Regions from separate parts of the Mus musculus genome. Here region 2 is linked to region 1. Evidence: chromatin loops called from intact Hi-C (ENCODE). Cell type or tissue: left cerebral cortex. All regions are shown on one strand. Region 1 overlaps Majin (membrane anchored junction protein). Region 2 holds the start of Batf2 (basic leucine zipper transcription factor, ATF-like 2).

Evidence for each region. Peaks named below come from ENCODE experiments on the same cell type or tissue, not always from the same donor. Only the 100,000 strongest peaks of a DNase experiment are listed, where the experiment ranks them.
Region 2: it touches region 1 in a loop (2.0-fold over the local background); 6 of 42 quality-filtered maps call a loop at or near these places.

Annotation. Positions count from the first base shown.
Region 1 is chr19:6,215,057-6,220,056 of GRCm38, reverse strand. It overlaps Majin (membrane anchored junction protein), which reads right to left. Exons shown (of 11, transcript NM_001165919.2): 8 at 4,848-4,911. Among named protein-coding and RNA genes, the nearest start is that of Gpha2, 8.8 kb to the left of the region's middle. In left cerebral cortex, no CTCF peak of the experiment used is centred here; no DNase peak of the experiment used is centred here.
Region 2 is chr19:6,161,281-6,166,280 of GRCm38, reverse strand. Batf2 (basic leucine zipper transcription factor, ATF-like 2) reads right to left here and starts at 1,842. Exons shown (of 3, transcript NM_028967.2): 1 at 1,728-1,842. The coding sequence starts at 1,766. In left cerebral cortex, no CTCF peak of the experiment used is centred here; a DNase peak (open chromatin) is centred at 1,974.

The DNA.
Region 1 (5,000 bases):
TTGGTATCTATGGCATGCCCAGGGTCCTGTTCCTACAGATGAGAGAGAGCTACAGGAGGAAGAAAGCCTTTCTTACCCTCCTAGACAGCAAGGGCCTAGCTCTAATTTTTTGAAAGGGTAATTCTTTTTTGTTTTTGTTTTTTTGTTTGTTTGTTTGTTTTTTTGAGACAGGGTTTCTTTTTTTTTTTCCTTTTTTTGTTTTTGTTTTGTTTTGTTTTGTTTTGTTGTTTTTGAGACAGGGTTTCTCTGTATAGCCCCGGCTGTCCTGGAACTCACTTTGTAGACCAGGTTAGCCTGGAACTCAGAAATCCGCCTGCCTCTGCCTCCCGAGTGCGGGATTAAAGGCGTGCGCCACCACGCCCGGCTGAAAGGGTAATTCTTAGAGACTTAATGAAACTCTGATTCTGGACTTACATCTCGCTGCAGGGAACACTGAAGAGTCCAGCATTTATGAGGGCTGGGTATAAGTGGTCAGATGGCAAAGGCCATCCCAGAAACAAGGCAACTCCTCTCACAAAAAAGGGTAGCTTAGTGTACAGGCACAAACTACAGAGAGGAGAGACAGCTGAGGAAGACTGTGCTGCCACTGAGGAGGGCCATCAGGCTGTCACACCTTGAAAGCCACTGACAGTTCAGAATCAGACCTGCTTAAAAGTGGAGCAGAGGTGAGAATACACTGAGTAGTCTGGTCCACATCGGGTCATTTATCTGTTCTCTACTATCTTTGTGACCCTTTCGTAGTCTGGCTCTTTAGGTCTGGGATCCGAAAGAACAAAAAAGAAAAGGGTCTCCCTTCCTATTCTTCCCCAAACAGAGCTCAGGAGACAGGTACTGCATTCTTCTCACACGTTCCCTGCTAAAGCTTTTCAATGTGTTCAGACATGCACGGTCCTCCCTGGCTGTATGTGCTCCTATAACCCAAACTTTCTTCAAAGGGGTGGGAGGATGCCAAGCACGGAGCCATAGGAACAGATTCAATTCTTCCAGCTCAAGTGGCTTGCACTGAGAGTCACTGTGGTTACATTAATTTAGGAGAAATCCTTTGCAGGAACAGGGTCTGTGATGGAGGCTGTCTCTGGGCGTCGAGTGAAAATCAATAAACATGCTCCTTTGCTCAGCTTTCCTCAGCCCAGAGCTGAGATGAAAAGGTAATTGTGTTGAGTAAGAAGCTGCGGGTACTGTTCTTGCAGGAGATGATGTGTCAAACTAAGAATAGGAAGGTACGGAGGGTAGTGCGAGGGGAATGCTCCTTTGTAGCAATTATCTTGCTTGTAGAGCACTTTGTTCTCCAGAGCTTCATGTACCCCTCTTGTACTTTCTCAGTTCTCTTCTTGACTTCCAGAGGCTGAGAGTGTAGAGGAAACAGCTCCTGGCTCAAAAATACTCGGTGTGCTGTGGGGCTGACACAAAACTCCATCTTCTAACCCTGTTCTCAGAGGCAGAAGTCTATATTCCCAAGGGCACAGTCAAGTGCTTGATAAACTCCTGGAAATAAGCAGTCAGGTTTTACATGTGTGTTGGGTGTCCAGGCACACAACATGCCTTAACCATGTGACAAAAGATTAGAAGTGAGGTTGTTTTAGCACTTTACTCCAGAAGGTTTTAGGTCATTCCCGAGATCCTGGTGGACTTAAGGCCGATCACTGTCTAGTCCCTGCTAATCTGTCCAATAACAATTCCCAGCACTGAGTTCCTGATGCATTGGCCTCCAGGCATAAAAAGTGTTGAATTCTTCTCTCTTGGCCTGGGCTCTTCAAGGGCCTCAGCTTTCCCAGGGGACTTTCCCCTCATGACCTCTTTATGTTTTCTAGGTAGCCTGTGCTTCCTGGAGGCACACAGCTATCTGATTGCCTGGCCTGACATTCCTGGGGGCTTTAGAGGCTCGACAGCCTGAGTACTTGGCACATACTAAACACAAATGCATACGGTACTTCTTTGCTTCTTCACTGACTATGTTGTGGGTCCTGGGAAGTCCAAGGTGGGAGCTGTTAGTACCTGGAACTTAGGATCAGAACTACTTTGGAGACACAAAGAAAAAAATTTAAAAATATCTATAAGGCACATATAATAGTTACAAGATATTTAAAAGGGGGAGGAAATAATGTTTGCCACTTTCTTTTGGTGGGGGGAGATGGGGCTGAGACAGAGTTTCTCTATGTAGCTCTGCCCACTGAGTGCTGGGATTAAAGTCATGCACCACCATTGCCTGGCTAAAATGTGTCACTTTGAAGACAACTATCAGCACTTAAAATGGAGATGTGGCCAGTATGTGAACATTTAAATGAAGAAACAAACCATCAAATAAATCAAGTAAAGTCACATCGCTGTGACAGCCTGGCCCTGTTTTGGAGGCTTTGTTAGTTTTCTCTCTCTCTCTCTCTCTCTCTTTTTTTATAACTTAAAGAATTTATTTTACTTTGAATTACATGTGTGTGTGTGTGTGTGTGTGTGTGTGTGTGTGTGTGTGTGTGTGGAGTGTGTGTGCATGTGTGTGAGCAGTACCCACAGGAGACAGAGGTCTCTGTGGGCAGGGAAGCTCTCTGGAGCTGGTGTTACTGGCAGCTGTGAGCTGCCTGCCCTTAATGTTCAGAACTGCTGGAGAGCAGTAATGATCTTAACCACTGACCCATCTCTTCAACCTTTTAGCTACTTTTTAAATTTCAGGCAATAGGGGCAGAGTCTATGTAGCTCTGTCGGGCCTTGAACTGACAGTGATCTGCCTGCCTCTGCCTCCCAAGTGTTAGAATTAAGGGCACAGGCAATCATGCCCGGGATTAACTACATATTTATGTGGATGTCGGAATGTGAGGTGCATGAGGGTAAAGTGGAAATGTCTGGTTTCTTTGGAGACTCAGTTAGGTTATAATGATGCTCTGCTGAAGCAGACACCTGAAAGGACACCTGATATTTAGAAAGGGCGTAAATCTGACCCCACAGACAGCGGGAGCTCAAGCACTGCTCACTCTGCTTCGCCCCTAGTCTTCACTGACGACATGCATGCCTTGATTCGCCTGACACTGCATTGCTGAGCTTTGCCTGTGGTGACTTCATAGAGAGAAACTTATCAAAGAACTTCTCCTGAGGTTCCTGCAGCTTCTTGCCACTTCCATGGACTTGGGCCGATTGGCCAGTCTCGACGTTTCTTCTGGACTGAACTGCCCTTGCAGATTCATGTGTGGTGTCTGCTGAGTGGACTGGACTGAAGCTGCTGATTAGTGTTTGGTGTTTGCTAGTGGACTGGACTGAGAACAACAAAGATTGGAATCACCCTAAAGAACTATTTCTAAACAAGTGCACTTCCTTTCCCTATATCCTAATAACCTTTCTTTCCCACTACCTCTGGTGGGTGCTGGGCTAGAGGGAAGGTTGAACCCTTATTAAAGTAGGCTACAAAAAATTGCCTACATGAGGGTGTGCTTCTGTCATGGCATATGCATAGAAGTCTGAATCTCTCAGGTTGGTCAGATCTTTTTTTCCACATTGTGGGTGCTGGGGATGGAAGCCACGTCATCAGGCTTGGCAGTAGGTTCCTTTGACAAATGAGCCATCTCACTCGTGTGTGTGTATGTGTGTGTGTGTGTGTGTGTGTGTGTGTGTGTGTGTGTGTCTGTGTGTGTGTGTGCACGCAGGTGCTCACAGAGTCCAGAATAGGGTATTGGACCCTCTGGAGCTGGAGTTACAGGCAGTTGTGTGCTGCCCAACATGGATACTGGAAACTGAACTCAGGTCTTCTGCAAGAGCAGCGAATGCTCCTAACTGCTGAGCCATCTCTCAACCCTCTGTTTATTTTAGAGACAAGGTCTTACTGTGAGGCCCTGGCTGGCCTTGGGACTCTATAGAGCACAGGCTGACCATAAATCAGAAAGCTCAGATCCTGCCTCTGACTCCTAAATGCCGAGATAAAAGCATGTGCCACCATGGTGACCAGCTTCCTGAATTCTTCTACAAAGTAATTTAAAAATATACCTTTCAGCATTCTATCCGTGTAAATACTACACTGGATCACTTCCTTCCCCCCCCCCCCCCCCCGCTTTTTGGACCCACAACATAGAGTTACCTGCATGTGTATGTGTGTAGGGTTATTCACTAGGCCATGGCAGCTTACCAGTGGCTACACCCTGGCACAAAATGACTTCTCTTCCCCAAGCAGTTCATGATCTGCCAGCACCTTAGTTAGGGGTTGAGCTTGAGTGCCCTTCCCCTTCCATGAAGGGGTGATAACTGCCTAGATCTTGTCTGGGTTTAACTTGGCTCAGCTTGGCTGCTGTGAGGTTATGAATACACTGACCGTTGGGTCCTGAAGACATCACTTCACAGCCCCACCCCCACCCCCAGTCTCACTCCACAGCCCTGCTGACCTGAAACCTACAGTGTAGTTAGGCAGGCCTCACACTCTAGCCATCTTGCTGCCATGGCCAGAGTGCTAGAGTTACAGGTGTGCACCTCCACTCCCCACCTACGTCTAGTGTTGATACATGGCCCCCTCACCTGCTAAAACCAGACATGCCCAGATCAAACGCCAATGTAGATTAAGGCAAAAACTTTTCTACAGTGAAGATTCTACTTCGGATCTCACACCCATTCAATTCAGACCTATTTTTAAATTATAAAACACGAGCAGTTAAGTTGAAAAGACTGTCAACATGAAAAGATCCACGCGTGTGTTCATTATCCAACTACTTTGGGGACAGTGACAAGTGCAGAATAGTTGAATGTCATTCTGCAGAGAATGAAACCCAAGAATGAGTTCAGTGTGCAGCAAGGACCAAGCAGAGCGGGTAACAGGAGCCCAGCCTGTAACAGAGAAGGGGCCCTCAGAGCCTCAAAGCTCCCATCTTGATGCTTACCCTCTTGCTCTCCTTCAGAGGCTTCTTGTTGCTGGAAGCTTCACTAGAAGTCTCCATCTTGGCCCTGAAGGGGAGGAGGAAAGCCCAGAGAATGCCACTGCTGTGGCAGCATCACCACTTTCAAGCAAATGGAGCCCAAATGAGTATCTCAGC
Region 2 (5,000 bases), 54 kb after region 1:
AGCCCTACCCCGTGTCTAGCTTACAGCTTACTTAATAAGTAGGGAGGGTGGGATTTGAACCCAGACCATAGCAACCTCAAACACACATTCTCAAAAGTCAGCATTGGCTTCTTCTGAGTGCAATAATCTCAATGGTAGAACAGAGGCACATGGTATTTTCCCAACTGTCCACAGACAGTGAAGGAAAGAAGGTGAGAGTAGACACCCCAGAGTGAGCTGCCATTCCTATGATCTTCCAGCCCACAACCCCACAAAGGCAGCAGGGTCAGGGTCTGATATGATCCCATGTGCCTGTCCTCAACTCAGTCTAAAGGGGCTGGCACTCACTTACTGAAACAACATTTAATTTCCTCTGTGTGTGTGTGTGTGTGTGTGTGTGTGTGTGTGTGTGTGTGTACACTGTAGGAGGACAGCCTTAAGTATCATTCATGTTCAGAAGCCATCTGCCTTCTTTTAATTTAAGTTGTGTGTATATGTGGTGACCTGTGTATGCATGTGAGTGTCTGTACCCTTGGAAACCAGAAGCAGGTGTTAAGTCCCCTGGAGCTGGAGTTACAGGTGATTTGGTTGTGAGCTGCCCCGTGAAGGTGTTGGGAACCAATCTCGGGTCCTCTCCAAGAGCAGTGAGCATTCCTAACTGGCCCCCACCTAGTTTGTTTGTTTGTTTGTTGTTTGTTTGTGAGATATAGTCTCTCACTGGTCTGGGACTCACCAGTAAGACTGGGCTGCCTGGTCAGCAAGCGCCCCTCTCCCAGGGCTGGGCTTACAGGTGCTTGCCACCTAACCAGGTGCTTTATGGATGCTAGGGACCAAGCTCAGGTCTTTAGGCTTCCGAGACAAGTACTTCACTGACTATGCTATCTCCCCATCCCTTCAACAAACATTTATTAAACATCTACTATGCACCAGGCACAAAACTAGAAGGGCACAGAAGTGGGAAAAAGAAGAAGAAAAAGGAGGAGTAGGAAGAGGAGACAAAACAAACAAATAAAATTAGGCAAAATGGCAAGATGTAATGGAAGGATTAGTTCAGGCCAGACTTGGCTACATAGTGAGTTTGAAGCCAGCCTGGGATACACGAGATCTTTCCTCAAAGCAGGAATGTCACCTACCTGGCACAGAAGAGATCTACAAGACTCCATGCTCACTCACAGGGCAGTGGGGCGGCTGCCTAGAACTGATGGAGATTCCATTGGGCAGAGAGGACTGCTCCTGAGAGCTCTGAGCCCTCCAACCCCGGGGACCACAAAACTTAAATGGAACTTGAAGTCAAATGCCTAGAGCGGGACCCTGTCTCTGTCACTCCACCTCAGGCAAGACTCCAGCCACTCTGGCTGAGGACTCTGCATGTCCCTTGGATTGTGGCTATATCCTCCTCAGGGCAAACTTCAGACCAGAATAGAGGCTGGAGAAAGACAGAGTCAGCGAGGAAAGAAGGCAGCTGTGATTTGGGAGACTAGAGAGAGAAGGGAAGGATCTGGGAAACGCTGCAAGGTGAGAGCAAATGGATTGCGAGGAAGCAGTACGCACGCATGCAGGGTCCAAGTTCAAAGCTGGAGACTGGTCTGCAGTGTGAGCGCCAGGAAGTCATTCCAGTGCCCAGGAGGAACTAAACCGTGAGATGGGAGTGTGCAGCCCAGTTCCCAGGTCACACAGATCATGGTGACCTTACTGCAGCCTTCCTTGTCTCTCTCCATAGCGTTTCTTTCCTAGTCCCCTGTACTCACTGTCTCAGTCAGCAGCTCGCTACTCCCACAGAGTTGCATGGCTTAGGCAAGGGGAAAAGAGGTTCAGTCTGGTCCTGGATGTCCCCTCAGCAGCTGTCCCCTCCCAGTGACCTATGGAGGCCCAAGGAAGTGGTGGCTCTTTAAATCCCCAGTGGCCACTCCGCCCCTAGCACACCCAGTTTCAGTTTCTCCTAAAACCATGGGCTGCCCAGAATCCCTGGCTCTTGCTCGCTCACGCTCACTCACGTGGGTGGAACTTCCTAACAAGAGCAGCCTTCCGGTTAGGCCCCTTCTCTAGAAGAAGGATGGTGGAGGGTAGATGGGAGCAGTTAACAAGACCGTATCCTGGAGAGGGCTGGCAGGATGCCAGGGACAGAACCTAGAGGAAAAGCGGGGTTGGGGTGGGGTGCGTGAAGGAGCCCCCATAGTCTCTGAGAAAGTCCAGGTTCACAGTCCACACTGGAGCTGTGCAGCTTTGAGAAGGTGATTCACCTTCTCTGAACTTTGGTTTCCTTATCTATGAAGGGTATGGGTAGGGTGGAGCAAATTTCCAGGCCTGCGGCTGGGTGTGCCTGGTGTGGTACTTGCACTGGAGAAGCAGAGGCAGGAGAATCATTCATGAGTTTGAAGCCAACCTGGGCTACATAGTAAGAACTAAAAATTCTCAAAATATAAAAGTTCCCAGGCATAACAAAAGAACTGTGACAACACGACCACTCCAAACTCTCTGAGACCGATGTTGGACTCATGCAAAAAATCAACAATCAGAGCTGGCGTGATAGTGCTCGTGACTGCACGAACCTCCAAATCTCAGGACTCAGAGGCAGAGCCCAGCAGGTATCTGAGTTAAAGGCCAGCCTGGTCTACAGAGTAAGTTACAGGACAACCAGGGCTAAATGATGAGACCCTGTCCCACTGATGATGAAGAATTTAAACTTTTTAAATTTAATTTATGCATACCAGTGTTTTGCTTGCATGTATGTCTCTGCCCTACATATATGCCCCGTGTCCTCAGAGGCCAAAAGAGGGCACTGGAGCCCCTGGAACTAGAGTTTCAGATATTTATAAGCAAAAATGTAGGCGCTAGAAACTGAACCTGGATCTTCTGGAAGAATAGCCAGTGCTCTTAATCGCTGAGTCATCTCTCAAGCCCACAAAATAAAACTTTTAAAGGAATCTTTATGTCCAAGTTTATATTTAAAAAACAAAAAGTGCTAAATCTGGGCACAGTGGCAGATGCCTATAATCCTTGGGAAATGGAGGCAAGAGGACCAGAAGGACAAGGCAGTTTATGGCTACACAGAATTGGGGTCTAGCCTGGGTTAGAAGAGACGGTGTCTCTTAATAAATAAGTAAAGTAAATAAAAATAAAAAGACTGCAATTGATTAGTAGTGTCTGCCATGTCGTGATGTCTGTAATGACCAGAGTTATGCAACACAGGAATCTTTTGCCATCTCTAGAACTGGTCCTGAAGCCAGCTTGAGCCTTAAGAGATGAGCCCTGGTGCTCTGCCCACCAAATTTATCATCCATACCTTCTGTGTGTGATCCCTTTGCTGTGGATGATAAAGTCATTCCTAGTCCACAGAGCTGTTTGAAGGGGAGGAACAGGATGAAGAGAGCCCTTCCCTATTAGAAAGCACTGCCCAGCCTGGTGCATCTTCTCTTTGAGACTTGCAGTGGATCTGGATTCTAGGATCGCTGACATATTCATAATTGAAACTGTTGGGTCGATGAGATTGGACGTGCCAGCAGGACCCTATCACCTTGCTTCTGAGAGCCCTGGGGGCAGGGGCTGAAATGGGTTGACCTAGGCTACCCATTTCTTGGAATTATTTTTGTCTCCCAGACATCGGGTAGGGTAGGGCGCTGGCTGGATGCAGCACCTGAGGGGCTCATTAAGCCTGTCTGTGAACTCCACAGGGGAACAATCTGGAGGAAGCTTGGGTATGACGTCACCCCAAAAAACACCTATTGAGAAGACTAGGGCCCAGTGTCCCTGCTTCAGCCTGCAGTTCTAACTAGACTCCTTGACTTCCTAGACCAGGGGCTTCCAGGAGAACTGGACAGTCTACAGGGGCGCCTCCTCCTGGGAGACCACATCTCCAGAGGAAGAGGAAAGGGGGGTGTTTATGGCTTGATCTTCAGAAGGGAGAGGGAGTGGCGGGCGGGGATGGGTACAGGGTAATGTTTAACCTTAAATGGCCCTGCAAGCTTCCCTGAGAGGTGGATGGACTTCCAGACCAGTGAGACTACACGCCCTGACCCCTCGCTCAGCCAGGGACCTCATCACCTCACACCAACACAATAGCCTGGATGGCTTACACAGTGCTTATTCCCCATAGCTCTAGAGGCAGAAAAGCCCCAAAGCAAGACAACAGCAGGTTGAGCTCTTGTTAAGGGTTGCCAGGGTCTCATTGTGTAGCCCAGGCTAGCCTTAAACTTTCAGAGATGCTTTGGACTTAGCCTCCAGAGCACTGAGATTCCAGGTGTGTAGCACCAAGTTCTATCGTTTGGCAGAGCTTTGTGTTCTTGTTATCTAGGTCAGGGTCTCACTAGGTAGCCCTGGCTGGCTTAGGACTCTATGTGCATCAGGCTGGCCTTAACGTAATGCCTCTGCCTAGTGAGTTACCATGTTTGGTGGTGGCAGCTGCTGCTGCTGCTACTACTGTTTGTCATTGTCACTGTCCTCCTCCTCCTCCTCTTCTTCCTCTTCCTCCTTTTCTTTTTGAGGGAGGGTCTTACTATGTAGCCCAGGCTGGCCTCCTGAAGTTGGTACAACTACAGCCATGTGACACTATCTAACTGAAGGTTTGGTGTTTGAAACATGAATTTGGAGAAAACACTGACATTAAATACATTCCTAAAGGGTGGGGTCATAAAACCCAGAGAGTTAAGGTCTCCCACCCCAGGGAGGCAGAGCTGGAAGGAGAACACAATCGCTCTTTCGTCCAAGCTCCCAGTCTTCTCTGTCAAGCTCTTGGGGGCCTGTGACCCCTGCAGGGTGGTGGGTGGAAGTTGGGGGTTTCCCAGTACCTGAGGTCCAAAGCAAGTATCTGCCTTGCTCTCAGAAGTGACCCAATGTCTCAAACACTGCCTTCAGCTAACAGATGCTCCGTCAGCACATGAACAAATTAAAGGTGGGAAGCTTCAATGTGGAGACATCAGACATCCAGGCTCCCCAGCATTTCCCTGGAAGACTCGCTGCCACGGGACCTGCACACCTAGAGGCCCCTTCTAGCCTGTAAGAAAACGGAGCCACAGGAAGGAGAT